2 separate regions of the Mus musculus genome follow, and region 2 is linked to region 1. Evidence: chromatin loops called from intact Hi-C (ENCODE). Cell type or tissue: heart. All regions are shown on one strand.

What was found. Peaks named below come from ENCODE experiments on the same cell type or tissue, not always from the same donor. Only the 100,000 strongest peaks of a DNase experiment are listed, where the experiment ranks them.
Region 2: a loop joins it to region 1, with 5 times the contacts of the local background. A loop is called at or near these places in 18 of 42 quality-filtered maps.

The regions. Positions count from the first base shown.
Region 1 is chr14:33,316,083-33,324,082 of GRCm38, forward strand. The region is part of intron 4 of Arhgap22 (Rho GTPase activating protein 22); the gene reads left to right. Among named protein-coding and RNA genes, the nearest start is that of Gm41130, 88 kb to the left of the region's middle. In heart, CTCF peaks have their summits at 3,555 (motif pointing left) and 6,712 (motif pointing left); DNase peaks (open chromatin) are centred at 3,669, 4,139 and 6,819; H3K4me3 peaks cover 2,035 bases; H3K27ac peaks cover 1,975 bases; H3K27me3 peaks cover 4,636 bases.
Region 2 is chr14:33,368,061-33,376,060 of GRCm38, forward strand. It overlaps Arhgap22 (Rho GTPase activating protein 22), which reads left to right. Exons shown (of 11, transcript NM_153800.4): 11 at 1,290-1,876. The coding sequence ends at 1,518. Among named protein-coding and RNA genes, the nearest start is that of Mapk8, 75 kb to the right of the region's middle. In heart, a CTCF peak has its summit at 3,408 (motif pointing left); DNase peaks (open chromatin) are centred at 2,177 and 3,381; H3K4me3 peaks cover 579 bases.

The DNA of each region.
Region 1 (8,000 bases):
TAGACTTGAGACCCAGGGGCCACCCAGTCAGCACACTGTCCTTCTTTGATGCTATCTATGCCTTTCTGAGCTGCTGTATCTGGGCCCCTGCACCACTTACCTGCTTTATACTATTGCTTCCCCAATTCTCCCTGCCCTGATCTCCCCTGGCTCGACTCCAGCACCAGGCTAAGCTGTGGGAGACACAGGTCACATTACACTCATACCTGGATACCCTGCTATGGCTCCCCACCCCAAGGCAGACTAAAGCTTCTTCAGGAAGAATCCTCTACCCACTTCAGGATCACTCCAGTATCCCCAGGGTCTATTCTCTTCGTCTATAGAGCTGTCTATCTTAGTTAGGGTTTCTTCCATGAAGAGACACCATGACCAAGACAACTCTTATAAATCACGACATTTAATTGGCACTGGCTCACAGGTTCAGTCTATTATCATCAAGGTGGGAACACGGCAGCACCTGGACAGGAATGATGCAGGAGGATCTGGGAGTTCTACATCTTGTTCCGAAGGCAAACAGGAGAAGACTGGCTTCCAGGCAGCTAGGACGAGGATCTTAAAGGCCATGCTCACAGTGACACACTCCATCTAACAAGGCCACACCTCCTAATAGTGCCACTCCCTGGGCCAAGCATATTCAAACCATCACACAGTCTTTGTCTGCTCTTGGCAGAATAAGATCTCTTATACCTTTAGCCCACATCCTGGTACTCCTGGAGCTCAGCTCATGGGCATATTTATCAGAGTTTGGCTACATTGGCCCACTGTTGGTACATGAAGAAAGGAGAAGGAGGGAAGGGTAATCATAGTGTACCCCCCACAATCCTAGCTGGGGTGCCTGTGCCCTGTGGCGTGTATGGGGGCCCCCTCCGCACCCCCAGCCCAGAGAGGATTGAGTCTAGAGCCCTACCAATTTAAATGGTCCTGATACTGGCTCATTTCCAGAGAGTTTAGGATCACACACAATTTGGGGTGCAAAGCTATGTTTAGGAAACTGTATTTTAAACCAAATTCTGTGCTTAGTATATAATATTTTTCCATTGTAGCCTAAGACCCTGGGCCAAATTTAGGAAATACCATCCACCCATCCATCTGTCCATCCGTCCATCTTTTTAACTAACCATTGACCAACATACATTCATCTGTTCACTTCCATTCACATCCCTTTAGCCATCCATCCACCTATTAATTCATCCATTTACCTCCCCACTTATTCTTCTAGCCAATAGTCAGGCTCTACCCACCCAACCTTCTATTCAATTATTTTTCCATCCATCCAGCCACCCTCTCACTCATCTATTCAATCAGCTATCCATTAATTCACCTATCTGCATGTCCATCTGCTTATCCGTTAATCTACCCCCACCTATCCACACACCTATCTGACCATTAACCCACTAATCCATCCATTACTCTTCCTCCACCAACCTTTTCACACATCCATTCATCCACCTGCTTGGCTGGTCACCTCTTTCTCAACTCCCTGACTATAAGCAAGTCTGCAAGTCTCTTCACCTTCTCAAATTTCAATTCTTTTTTCTTCTGTAAATGGAATACTATAGCAGGTGCCTAGTGGGGTTGTTTTATAGTTAACAAATATTAACATCTGTGAATTGCACATAGTAGGAAGTATCTACTGAATGCTATTTTCCTTTTCACTCAAGGATATCATACAACAGGAAAACTATAAAAACCACAATATATAACCAGGAATTAAAGGGTTTGAAACCAAAGGCAGAAATGATAGAAGCTCCTGACTTCCTATTTGTCTGCCCAACTGCCTAGGAGCTAGTATTTAAAACCACTTTGAAAAGTAGAGTGTCCCAAAATATATTTGAACGGTTCAACTGGGACGCCGACTCTCAGTTATAGGCTCATTCGAACGATGCGGCTTTGCCACTTCCTCTTAGAAAGATAAACAAGAGACCTCCAATGGCCACTATGATGTTTTCTTTTAAATCCTGCTTCCCAAATGTAGGACTTGGCTGTTGAACAACTCCCCCAGGGGCTTGCTCCCCCTCGGATGCTCTCCCTGAATGCTGGGAGCTCCAGCCTGGAATTCCTGGGGCCTCATTAAGCTGTCTGTGACGAAGTGATCTTGCCTAGTGCTAACTGTATAAGTGACTTGGCAGCAACAAGAAGTCAGGGCTGGCTGGCTTTTCTCTGGTGCTCTCTTTGTAAGCTCCTTCCAAGTTCTGAGTAAAAACATTCTTTCTGGATCTGCTGCGGACACCCTGAGACTCTCCCAAAGCCCCATCCAGGTTTTCTAGGGAGTCAAAGAGAGGGAGGCAGAGATCTGCCTGCTGCTGTTAATCTCCCTTTTGAATGAAGACTTGGGAAAACCTTTTCCTGGCTTGCCCCAGTCAGCAATCCTCCCTGTCTGCTTAGCTCTTCTGCCCACACTGGACAGCTTTGGTCTCCCAGCACACTGTACCACACAACCCTCCCTGAACAACTCTGTGCTGGGAGATGAAAGGAGAGGTCCCAGGCTAGCCTAAGGCCACAGCCCTGCATCAGAGCCAGGCAGTGGCAGATGCTAGTGGGGTCTGCAAGAAGAAACAACAACTGAGCACTCTTGGCAGGGGGTTGGGGGCTGGGCTTATGAGTCCATCCCCAACACCACACAAAAGTAAGCAGAAAACATAATGAACCTGTGCCAAGCAAACACATGAGAGAATATGATTAGTCTCACTTGCGTGTTACACAGCACATGAATACACCTTCCTGGTAGGAAACAAGCCTCTTAAAATCCACCCCTTTTTTCACCCCCCCCCCCCCATCCCAAAAAGAAGCAAGCCTGGATTTCCACCTCCCAAGTGTCTAGAACACCTGGTGGTGTTTTACCTGGGCACATCAAGCCCCTCTCAGTAGATCCACCCCAACTACCATGCTCCACTTTATCACCATGCATTAGAAAATTCCTTTACTGAGAAACATTTTGCTGGCTCTAGTGTTAAACAGTTGCCAGCAAGGCTGCAATGAATGGCCCCTATACATAGTTTCCCTAGCCATGTGGACAAGAATTCTTGTGGGGCACAAACTAGGGAATGGAGTTGCTGGGTCCCAGGGTATTAGTATTTTTAATAGGGAAAAATATATTTATTCTCTCTCTCTCTCTCTCTCCCTCTCCCTCTCCCTCTCCCTCTCCCTCTCCCTCTCCCTCTCTCTCTCTCTCTCTCTCTCTCTCTCTCTCTCTCTCTCTCTCTCTCTCTGTGTGTGTGTATTTGTGTGCAACTTTTACATTGAGCCAAGTGATCTTTCACAGGGAGAAACAGTCCCAGTAGGATCAACCATCTACCCAGTGCAAACTTTTTTTTTCTTGTGACACAGTTCAGGTGGGCTGAGAAAAAGAGCCAGGTGGCTTTAGACCACACCCCCTTTCCGTCTAGCAGAAGGCTGAGGTGACTGTTTAAAGGATGCTGGAGGGGGAGGAGCCATCCTTGTCGCGCAAGGACACTTCATCCTCTTGCGCCCAGCGATCTGGCTTCGGTGGTCGCGCCGCCCTTGGTGGGCTCTGAAGCGGACTAGGAAGAATGTAGTGATTGACTCAGCGCCCCCTGGCGGCCGCTGGGTGCGCTGGGCTCGGCGCCGGAGGAGAGTAACGGGCCGTGGGGAGGGCGCCGTCCCGGCCGAGCATAAAAGCGGCGCGCGGCGTGATCTGCGCGTTCGCGAGGACCAGGGAGGGAACGGAGTCCCGGTGCGCTCCACGAGCCCAGCGGGCTAGTGCGCGCCAGCCGCGCCGCTCCAGGGGTGTCGGCGGGGGCGGGGAGCGGAGGCGAGCGGCCCGGGAGCGGCGGTGCCATGGGGCTGTGTTGCTGCAAGGACTGGAGAGGACACCTGCGAGCGCCCAAAGGTAACTCCGGGCGCGCACGTGCGCCGCGCTGCAGCCGCAGGCACAACCCCCGCCCGGGTCCCCACGTCCTGCTGCTGCCCGCACCTGCCCGGCTTTGCCGCAGCTCCCGGGCTCTAACTCTCGCCGGGGCCTCCCCCTAACTCCGGGACGCGGGGAGAGAGCCAAGGGTACGCGCGGAACAGCGCAGAGTGGGGATCCGGGGCAGTCGGTGGGCATGAGCGGCAGGTCCATCAAGTCCACCGAGGCACAGGGCTGAGGGGTCCGAGGAGCACGGCAGTAGCAGACCGGTTCCCGACGGGGACAACCGGGCCAGCGCCTGCGACGCCTGTGCGGCTTTACCGCCCGGAGGGGGCGGGCCATTCATTCTCCTCATCCGCCTCTGTCACAGACTTGGACTAAGGGGGCCTGACTCAGACTTTTCCAAAGTCGCAGCGGAACCTGCGAGCGGAGCTGCTTCTGGAATGTAGCCGGCTTGGAGAGGGCCCAGAGCTGAACGCTCGGGACACCAGCGGCTGCCCGAGGTCCGGCCTCCCTAGGCTGTGGCCAGAGCCGTCTGACTTAACCCTTGCCGCGCCGAAAGGAGCCCTTCTGGTCAAGGGGCACATCCCTTTATTTCACTTCCCAAACTTGCCCAACCCTAACACCCTTCCTGCCTGTAGTAATCGCCTAAAGACCTGAGAACTGAAAGTTTCAGGAATGCCCTATGTGAACCTCTGAACTCATAAAGGAAGGGAGAAAGGAAGGCTTGGTTGTCGCTCTTAGAATAAGTCCTGTTCATCTGCAAAGTATAGGACCCGTCAAACAGTGTGAAGGACTCTTGCTCGGGTGATTCTTACTCCGCAGAAGTCCAGGTTTCTTCCAGGAAGGGCTTGGGGTGGCCCACAACATGACAGAACCGACTTGACCGCAGGAGTTTAGACAGGACCCGGGACCCAGACCTGCAGCCAGAACCAAATGGAAATGTCTAGATTGCGCTGTTACGGCTGTCCCACTGCAACCGTTTTCCTTAGCATTTGATTTTAAAAAGAAAAATGAAAGAATGTGGCTTGTGGGGCTTCATGCTTGGGGGCCCGGGCAGAGAGCCAACTTAGCCAGGGCAACAATGGGATTCCAGGGGAGGGGCTTGCAGCTTGCTTTCTGCGGGCAGGTCAGAGTCCAAAGGCAAGGATTTTGTGGGGGCGGGGCCTAGGTAGGTCTCTTTGGTCTTTTCTGACCCCTTCTCAGTAAACAAGGCTTGTGTGAGTCTCAGGGGCAAGGGTAGATCTGCAAAGACTTGCTTAGGGCAAGTCATGTGTTCAGTGAGCACCCTAGAAGGAGCCCTGGGGGCACCTCCTGCTTGTAAGGCTTATCTAGAACAATAGAGCCCCCACCCCCCCATCCTTGGCTATGCCCACCCCAGTGAGGAGCAGCCTGGCCTGGCAGTGTCATCCTACTGGTCTCCACCACCAGGGATGAGCCGGAGCTGGAAGCAGGAACCCAGTGAGAATGCTTTCACAAAGGTCCTTCTGCCCCTGGAAATAAATGGGGCTGGTTGCGTTTAGTGTTATGGGATGCCAGGGTGGGCAGCCAGGAAGTGCCCAGCAGGAGGAGGAAATCCATGCAGCTAGAGAGAGTCCATGGCTCCAGAAAGGCTTCTACTTTTCTTCCTCCACCTCCTCCTCTTCCTCCACCTCCTCCTCTTCCTCCTCCTCTCCTCCTCTTCCCCTTCCTCCTCTTCTTCCTCCTCCTCCTCCTCTTCCTCTTCCTCCTCCCCCCCTCCCCCTCCTTTTCTTGAGACAGAACCTCACTATGTAGCTCTGACTGCCTTGGAACTTGCACTGTGGACCAGGCTGCCCTCTGACTCACAGAGATGCGCCTGCTTCTGCCTCCCAAGTGCTGGGATTAAAGGCGGGAGCCACCATGGCCTGCAGGACTCGGCTTCTTAATGTAAAAAAAAATCTCCAAATGTTTTTACAAACTCTTGACTCGTTTAACACATGTGAATGCGTGTGGCCCATCTGGTGAAGGGCTGAGCAGCTCACTGTTTGAAGTGAGTTCTGCAGTCAGTGAGAGAAGTGGACTGTTACACGGTGAAGTAACCTGAGACATCGTCGTTTAGCAAGGTTTTCAAGGTTTCTTCTGCAAGGCCATCTCAGGGCCTTTGACACCTTTGTGTAGCTGTATGTTGGGTGGACCGTGGGTCTAGCTTCTAGGCTTGTCTCCAGGGAAACTGCTTTACACAGAGCTTCATGGGGCACATGCCGCTGGATACTCTTTAAGAATTTCTGCTTTAGATATTAAGCTCGGTTGTCATAGCAGTAACTCAGCAAGTTGTTTTCTAAGGCTGTGTGTGTGTGTGTGTGTGTGTGTGTGTATGCGCGCACATGAGAGCACTAGTCACCTGAGAAGATTAGGACTCTCAAATCAAAATATATGGGTATTTGCTTTTTAGAAAAGTTTTTGTTTTTTTTGTTTTTTGGTTTTTGGTTTTTTTTTTTTTTTTTTAAAGAAAATGAAGAAGCCAAGCATGAGGCTCAAACCTGCAGTCTCAGAATTCGGTAAGCGGAAGCAGGAAACTTGAATACTGTAGATTCAATCCCAGGCAGGTCTACACAGCAAGACTCTTGTCTTAGAACGAATACACACACACACACACATCCTTTTACTCAGAAAAGTCCTTTAGTTACTGATATTCCATTGGACTAACAGCTAAGGCAACTGCCGTTCTCAGTGATTTCATTCTTGGGTGTTCCTGAACCTAAATTTTTTGCAACGGAGCATTTTAGCAGATTGTCCATGTGTGAAAGTGTGTTGGAAGAAGTAGAAAAATTCCAGTAATCTGAATGGAATCTGGCAGAGAGAGCCTCAAAACTCCCCCTAGTGTCCGAGTCTGGTTTAGCAGCAGCATCCTGTGCCTTTACAACCCGGCGCTGGAGTTTGTCCAGAGGCCTTTGGCTGCTTGAACTCAGTGCACAGTGGGTGTGGGGCATTGCTGCAGGCCTTCTAGGGTGATGGTGGTAGTAGCTGAATGACTGGGTGCTGCAGAAGTTAGGGCCCGGCCCCAGGTGTTCCCAGAGAAGTGAGAGTTCCTGCTGCAGGGTGGGGTCTGCAGATGTCACATGTCCCTGTGCAGAGGGCGGAGCTACTTGCGGTGAACTCTGAGGTGCCTGTGAGATTTCATCCTTTCTGGGAGTGTTTCTAGATACATCTGTGTGTAGGGCTATGTATGGGGCATGTTTATCCAGTTCTTCCTTGTTGCATACTTGCTCAGGACTGAGGGATAGAAGGAGCCTTGAGCCTGGCATCGTCCATGTTGGATCTAGGCTGGATAGTTACAAGAGAGCAGAGTGTGGGGCTGTGAGATCGGCCGCTGCTGGCCTTGCTGCTGCTATCTCCTGTTCCTTCTGGGCCTTTTGGCTTCTCACTCTTCCTCAGGTCAGAAGCCCTCCCTGCTTGCAGACACCCTCACCCCCTTCGTCCTGTGGCTCCTTCTGCCATTATAAATCTACCTGAGTGCCTTATCAGAAAGTGCAGTTAGCCCAGTACTACCACAGGTCTTGTGCCCACTTTGTGCTCTTTGGGATCTACCCTTCATTCCGTTTCCCACCCTAGCACCTTGCCTGGCTCTGGCTGCCTCTTTCCCTCCATTTGTCCCCCACATCCTTGGTAGCCTCGACTGGAGCATCTGATGACCCCTAGGCCCCTTCTGTCCCACCTTACTGCTGGTGGCTGCACCTGTCCAGCTTTTCATCCTTGTCTGTGCGACTTGGCCCTCGTGCCCTGATGCACTCTGTTTGCTTTGGCCTCCCCTATTTTCTGAGTTCTGTCTCTCTAGGTCTCTGAGGACTGGGCGGTTGTAGACACGTGGCCACCCTCTCCTCTGCCGCATTCGTCACCACCAGCAGGTGCAGAGCCCCTGTCCAGATCTCAGCAGGAGCCCTTCACACCCACCAGTCCCACTGCAGAGTTGCTGGCTCTCTCTTCTTCGTTTCCTGTAGTGGAAGGGTGGGTGCTCTGAGATCTGGTACCCTGGACACCTACTTTCTTGTCACCTGCACTGGCTTCTAGGTTGGTCACCCCACACCTGTTCTAGTCTGCTGCCCAAACACTGACCCTCAGTAGACTTAGTCACACGTGTCCCTCCTTAGACCTCCCTCAGAGTCTCTGTCTA
Region 2 (8,000 bases), 52 kb after region 1:
TAGATACCGGGGACAGAGCTGTGTCCCAAACTCACCAGAATTCTGGGCCTGACTTGTATTTGGGATTACCAGGATGAGACAATACACAAGATTCATCAGAAATGCATGACGTGCTGGGGAGTGGATACAGGACAGGAGCCCTGGGGAGGGAAGGGGGCCTTCTCGGGAGAGGATAGGAAGGCCTGAGGTGTGTGTGTGTGGGGGGGGGGGGGGTAGGAGAGCATGCCTTGGAGCTCTGCTAGCCTTGAGCAGGGTAGTAAGGCAGGGGCTTCAGGCCTGGATACTTCTTGGTCTTCTTCAGGGGACAGTGAGTGTGGAGAAACAGATGGAGCGTTTCAAGGGCTTTGGCTCTCTATTGGAAAGCTTACTGGAGGTTTAGTAGGCACCAATTAGGAAGCGATAGGAGTCCAGGCTCGTGGGATGGCATGGGCCACGGGGGCAACAGCAGAGGTGGGAGAAACAGAAATTGGCACATGTTCTGAAGGTGGATTGGGCGGGCCTTGCTCTCTGATGAACTGAGAAGAGCTCACCTGGCATAAAAGTCTTAGTGCTTGCTGTAGGGGAAGAGCTAGAAGCAGATACTCATTGGAGAGGAGAAGGAGGCGGGACAGAGCACGGCTTGAGGAAGCTCTCAGGAGCTCCACATCGGACTGTTCAGTTAGAGATGCTCGTGGCCAGGCCAGGAGCTTACTAGGAGGGCTTAGCATCAAGAGACTGGACAAAGTCACTCTCACATAGGACAGACAGAGAGGGGAGGCCCAAGCAAGGAGAGGATACCATGGAAGGGTTGGGGACAGAAGAGAAGCAAGCGAGACCTCAGTGCCATCCTCCACGAGGTCCCCTTTCTGGTAGTATGCTCACTGCTATGGTGAAGGGAGGTTACCTTCCTCTGAGCACTATATAGAAAGCAGCAGGAGATATGGGTAAGAGTATAAAAACATGAGTCAGGGACCTCTGCCCCTCTTGCTAGTGAAAGGTGATTTTTTTTTCCTCCCCTCACCAGGACAGTTGACAGGAGTAGAGTGACAAAAGGCGACATCTAGCAAGGGCTCAGGGATACTGCTAGTCCCAGTGCTGGGCAGGAATCCTTATGGTGGCATTTCTGGGTCATAAACCCAAGGAAGGCAGCCTCCCTGTAGGGAGCCCCCATTGGCTTGCAGCACTGAGCAAGACTGTGAGATCCCTACCTACAGCCACCTCTCCATGTCCCTGACCCGGTCTCTTCCTGCTGTGACAGTACCCCACCCAGTAGCTGGAGTCTGAAAATCCCCCTCTTCTTGATTTTTAAGCATCGAGGAGGGCAGTGCTGACCTGCGGAAGCAGATGTCTCGGTTGGAAGAGGAGCTGGACCAGGAGAGGAAGAAGTATGCCATGCTGGAGATCAAGCTCCGGAACTCGGAGCGAGCCCGGGAGGATGCGGAGCGCAGGAACCAGCTGCTGCAGAGGGAGATGGAGGAGTTCTTCTCCACCCTGGGGAGCTTGACTACAGGGACCAAGGGGTCCAGAGCCCCGGAGTGAAAGGAGCAGAGGCACGCGTCTGTCTATGTCTGCTCACGTTTCCTGCAGGGCTGGCCACAGTGCAGAGGAAGCCAGAAGCTTCAAGTTTGGGCCAGGCCACCAGCAGGGCCATCTGCCTCCAAGTGCCAGAGAGAGGGAGCCTGACACCAGGATGGGGACTGTCAGTATCCCCAAGAGTCCAGGCAGGATCTGGATACTTTTCCAAACATACGGGTCCCAGCAGGGGTCAGAGGGGATGGTGCCCCAGGATCATGAGCATCCGCCTCTCATCCAGGAAGAGTCCTCAGTGGCCACCCAAAAGGATGGCACCTTGAGAGCCAGGCCACCAAGAACTTTATTAAAGTGCTCTGAAAGCATGGCGCCTGTCACCAGCCTCATTCTTCATGTCTGTGCCGAGGGGAGTTTACCAGGTGATAAGTTTCTTGGAAGGCTGATCATCCCCGGGTGTGGGTGGAGCTCCCCGAGGGTCTCAGCACTACTGTGGGGGGGAGCCACCTCAGAAGCTTCTTCAACTCTCCCATCTCAGAGCCTCTGTGGCTACTTCTTACCCTGCAGGGTCCTCTGCAACCTGCTTTCCTCTGCAGGGGCTCAGCTCTGCTCCAGAGGGCTGGGCTTACAGAAGGCCAGAGCTGATTGGTCCTCTAGAGCCTGCCCACTTTGCAGGTCTGGGAGGAGTCGTCCCGTACTTCCATGTCTACCGTAACTCCTTGAGACAGCTTCAGACCTTGAGTGACCCCTGCCCCACTCTCCAGGCTCCAGGCTCCAGGAAGCCCGGGCATATTCTGGTTGCTCTGATAAAATACCCGACAGAAACGTTTTAGGAAGGCCTTCAGCTGCTGCGGCATGAGAGCTAACCTAGCTGGAGCAATAGGAATCTGAGACAGCTGGTCTCACTGCATCCACTAGACTATGGATCTTCCTCTGGAAATGTCCTAGACAGACCCAGAGGTGTCTCAGTGTCTCTTCTATGGATGTAAACCCAGTCAAACTGACAGTGAAGATTGGCCATTATACAGGCCCAGCTGTAAGAGGCCTGGCCTCTCCTTTCCCCCTTAAACAGTGACCTATGGTCTCTGTCTGTCTGTGTGTGTATGTAGGGGTGGTGGTGGTTAAGAGGTCTTCAATGTATCCCAGTTACAGGTCACTATGCCTTAAAGGCATTAAGCCCCTAATGCCCACCTACCTGACTGACAACACCCAGGCAGCAGAATGGCCAGGGTTACAGTGCTATTAGCACTGGCTCCACCCCTCCACACACACCCCTGCCCCCATGAAACTCAAGGCCAGCTGCCCCTACCCTCACTCTCAGTGGTAAGGCCAACTGACACCTGACCTCTGACTGTTCTTTGGAAGAGGACTGGAGATTTCCACAACTAGGATTCCTCCCAAGGACCCTCCCAGCGTCAGAGGCCAGGGTCAGGGTGTCCCTGGGAGTCCCAAGAGGGCAGCAGAGATATCAGTGTATGTTATAGGGCACTGCTGCAGCCCGTTCCTTCCTCCCCCGTATTCAGAGAGGACAAGCTAAAGTGACTGATTTCTCAGAACCTCTCACAGGACAATTTAAAGATTACTCCTTATATCCTCTGTGACAGGGGAAACAGCCCTGAGCGGTTAGGTGGGGCCACCAATTTATTCATACAACCCTGTTTTGTTCCCTCAGCACAGGTGTAGAACTCTGCTGAGTTGATTTGAAGCAAAAAAAAAAAAAAAAAAAAAAAAAAAAAAAAAAAAGCCACCAGCTCATCAAAAGAGCTTCCAGGACCGAAGTCTCAGGAGGGCTTCACAGTAGGAAAAGTCTGGCCATGGTAAAGGCTAGCTGCCTGCCTGCCTGCCTGCCTGCCTCCTACAGGGAAGAGTTTGCTAGCCAACTCTGCCACCTGCTGGCAAACAGGGATGTAGGCATGTACAACTTTTCTTAAGGATGAATCTCCGGTCTCTTCTCCCACTGTGCAATGCACTCTCCTGCCTAGACATCTGACTTCTGATGAGAGGCACTGACCATGAGGCTCATCCACAGTGGGTGCTCTGCCGGGAACCTCTCAACCTTTCCTTCTCTTCCAAGCCTAAAGGTTCCAGCCATAATCATACTAGAATGAATGACCTCTCTTAAGTCAAACAATGAATTGTGACTATGAACAGATGGGGAATGAGACTTTAATTATAAAGAGGTATGAACTGGTGAAAATAATTTAAGATTCTGGCCACAGGCTACTTTGAGACATGTTTTAAAATTTGTTTTGGGGGGTTGGACAGATTGCTCACTGTTTAAGAGGTGAGGCCTTAGGGAAGGACTTTCTTGAGGAAGACATAAACTCTAGTCTAGCTTAGTAAGTTCCTTGGGGTTACTTCAGGAGGATGGGTAACAATGTCCGTGGTATCTGGAAAGGCCCACCTAGCATGGGCCAGGAGCTCCCTGCGAGTTGCTAGTTCTGCCAGTCTCCTTAAGCGTTTGCTACTTATATAAATGTGCGGTATGGCCTGAGACTCCGCCCTCGGCCTCCCCAGCCTCTTAAGGGTTAAGAGTCTTCTCACAAGGTGTGGGACACACACCTTTAATCCTCCCACGCATGAGGCAGAACCAGCAAGTCCTAGGCCAGCCAAGACTGAACACCAAACCCCTCCTTTCCAGGCCAATGTTTCAATAGAAAGGAAAAGTCTGTACAAGAGTTCCTGAGGTCCTTTGCCGTGTACCCTCGAAGGGGACTTGAAGACTCTGGTCCTTTCTCCTTTCTTTGCTTCATGGCCCATGGAGTTGGTTTTACCATGTCCCCTACTATGCTACCTTGTCACAGGCCTGAAGCATCCTAGTTAACCAATCATGGCTGAACCTTTTTCCTATAAGCCTAAATATTTTCTCTGTAATTATCTAGAGTATTTCACTATAGTGATGCAAAGCTGACCAAGGCAGATGGAAAGGACTGTAGTTGGTGATGGGCAGACCTGATGGGCTCAGATGGGGGGAGCAAGCAGGCAAGCTTTCATTCCACTGACATGAGCAGGCTTGAATTATACAAGTTCTGCATTTTTGGCCACTGCATAGAGTGGGCATAAGTGGATGCAGGTATAGTAGTCAAGGACACTGGATGCTGGAAGGCTGGCCGAAGGTTGACGGGGAGGAAACCAAGGGGAGAATGCTGGCACATCCATTTACATCCTTATGTGGATGGGTTTTAACATTTTATCAAGTCTTTGGGAATTTCAAATCATGTACCCCAATTCCACTCACTTCCCAGTCCTTCCATATCCATCCTTATAATCTCTCCAAAAGAAAATAAAAAATTTAAAGGTTAGAGAAGAAAAGCAAAACAACAAAAAATATGACCCTATCAAGCAGTTTTCTGTTACATGCACTATTTGCTCGTTTTTCCCATACTTCCCATATTCATTCATGGCATTGCAAGTTGTGTATCACACAGTGCATCCTTTTGCCCAAAGAGCTCTACTTGCTAATGTTCATTGCCATGAGCCATTAGTCTAGTTCAAAGCCTCTGGCTTCTGCTACACCAGCAATATTGAACCCTCACAGCCTCTTGGATATTCTGCTGAGTCGTGGAGTCCTGCAGCTTTGGTTCTGCAGGACTGGCTCCTTCACAGGCTCCAGCAGTTCATAGATAAAGTAGATGTTGGGGTGGGTGAATTCATAAGTGCTGGACCTGGATGGTAGCTGAGTAGGTCAGCCCAACAGCATCCCTCCTACTTCCCAGCAGGTCTATTTAAAGAGAGCAATTAACAGGGTCTGGTGGCATACTGCTGACATGAGAACGGTGGAGGTGGACCTTTGACAGACTGTATGGGTGTCAGCAAAGGCTAGAGGAATGGAGAAGCTGGCCTGAGGACAAGCAGGATGAATGCACTCTGCTGCCTCTGGGGTCCTGGGAAAGGAGGGAGGCACCTTAGCATTCTGTGAAGAGGAAGTACTTGACCACAGTACCTTCTCAAGCCCATCCAGAGCAGGGTCTACTGACTGGCAGCTGAGATGGCTGTGGTGGCATCTGACACCTGTCTTCAGACAATTGGGAATTTCATTTTGGAGTCAGATTTGAAAGATCATAGCCCAGTCTTGCCAATCCTCAAGTTGTAAATCACAACCCTGTCCTCACCCAAGGGGTGAGTTCTCAAGGCTGGCCCCAGTCCAGGTCAGTGGGGGCTACAAACTGCCCCCAGCCACCATCCCACTCCCCATTTAGTTTCTGGTGTCTCTTGGTCCAGTGCTGGAAACAAGGGGTAGGATCCATGTGATGTGATGTGGGGCTTGGGAATGCCTAGTCTTGGCTCTGCTGCACTGTGAGGGTGAGTGCTGAAGCTCTTTCCAGCACAGCCTAGGAAAGAGAAGTAGCATTTGCTGCATATCATATTCTTCTGAGTGTGTATTTACCTAAGTCCTGGCTGCTGTTTGAACATTAGAGTGTGACTGTAGCTAGCCGAACTGTTATGACTTCTACAGATTGAACCTCTAGCTGAGAGTTAAGAGACAACTATTTGCCAAAGGTGCCTTACATACTGCTCCACCTGTGTGGACAATGAGCCTTTACAGTGACCTATGCCTCCTTGTTTTATGAGAAAAGAGAGCCAGGGAGAGGGCAGGCCATTTACCAAGACTAGAGACCAGGTCCAATTTTGGGCATTTTACATTCCCATTATTGCAGTAATCTTATACTGTATGCAGTGACTTGTGCAACATGTTGAGAAATATAAACACTGCACGGTCAAAAGTCCTAGTCATGGGCTTAAACAACATTTGCATGCTAAGTGTCTACACCAGGTTCTCCCTTCCCAGGGTATTATGGGGCAGGGTATATGTGCTCTATCAACAGAGAACAGGCTGTCATCAACTAACACATGAACATGGTGCCTCCTTCATTACCTGTGCAGAAGTGAGAATGAAGTGAGCAAGCATGAGGGCAAAACAGACAGACTGATGGCTAGCATCTGTGACCCAAACACCCTACAGAGATGGGAGGTAGAGACAGGGCCTGAAGCCTCAAGTCAGCTAGCCTTGAGCATCCAGTACAGGTACAGAAACAGAGATTGTGTTTCAGCAAACAGGTGAGAACTAACCTCTGAACGCTGTCCTTTCATACCCCCCACACCCTCTTTCTTTTTTTTTTTAAAGATTTATTTATTATTATATCTAACTACACTGTACCCGTCTTCAGATGCACCAAGAGGGCATCAGATCTCATTATGGGTGGTTGTGAGCCATCTCGCCAGCCCCCTCCTTTTCTCTCTTCTCTTTTCTCTTCTCCTCTCCCCTTCTTTCTCTTTCTTTTCTTTTTCTTTCTTTCTTTCTTTCTTTCTTTCTTTCTTTCTTTCTTTCTTTCTTTCTTTTCTTCCTTCCTTCCTTTTCTCCTTTTTTTTCCCTAGGCCAAGAGGTCTATTGGTGAAGGGGGAGAGTGAAAGACATGAGAGAGAAACAGGGAACAGAAGAGAAAGAGGTCCCCTTTTTTTCTTTCTTTTTGGCTTTTTTTTTCTTTTTCTCCAGCCTTGACTGTTTTTTGTTTTGTTTTGTTTTTGTTTTTTTGTTTTAAGTTAGCAAGAATTATATAATCATATTATATGACTTCCTGGGGAGATATGGACACCCATTTATCCCAGATAGGGCACTCCCAGATCAAAGATTTAACCTCACCCAAGTCCAGATCTCAATGTTTTTAACTGAGGCAATTAATTAAGAGGCAGCTACCCCATGGATCAGTCCCAACCAACTGTTCTCCACCAGAGAATGTTAGTCACTCCCTTTCTTAGGGTCTTGGGTTACAGCTGCTGTGATTTAAAGATGGCAAAGGCTATGCCATTTCTGGAGGACAGATCTCTGTAAGAAGCAATAATCAGAGGCTTACAAAGGAGAACAATTGCCTCTGGGCAAGTGAGGGTGTGCATAGCACATTCAGGATAGAACAGAATTCAAGAGGGCCTGGTGGGAAAGACACAAGAAAGTAGCACAACACACTGCAATCCTTAATGAAAATGTAAAACAAAGAATTGGTCTTTGGAAGTTGATCATGAGGCACATCTCTCAAGGGATTCTTACCGACCAGGTGCAGTTTGGGACGGTGGGGTATGGAGAAGGCAGCTCAGGTTTAGCATAGTCATTCTGGAGCACACAAAATGCCTTCCTTTAGTGTCAGCATTTCTCTACCATGCAACTTCCATTTCTTTCCAGGTTACACTTATTTACATAAGCATACACACAAGCAGCACACAACTAGGAGGTCCCCATGCTTGGCAACGCAGAAGCACAGCACATTCCATGTGCCTACCTCGCCAAGATTTGGTTTTGCCAGGGAACCATGCACTTCGGCTTCTCCCTTTTGGTCCACTCTCATCTGCATGGCTCTTTCCACTTCTTGGCCAGTTTTCACAAGTACCTGTCCAGGGAACTTGGGCATTCTCATGCACGTTACTAGGAAGCTTTTCCTTTCCTTCTGTTCAAAGTGATTGGAAATGCTATGGGGCCACGATAAGCAGATGTCACAGGCCTC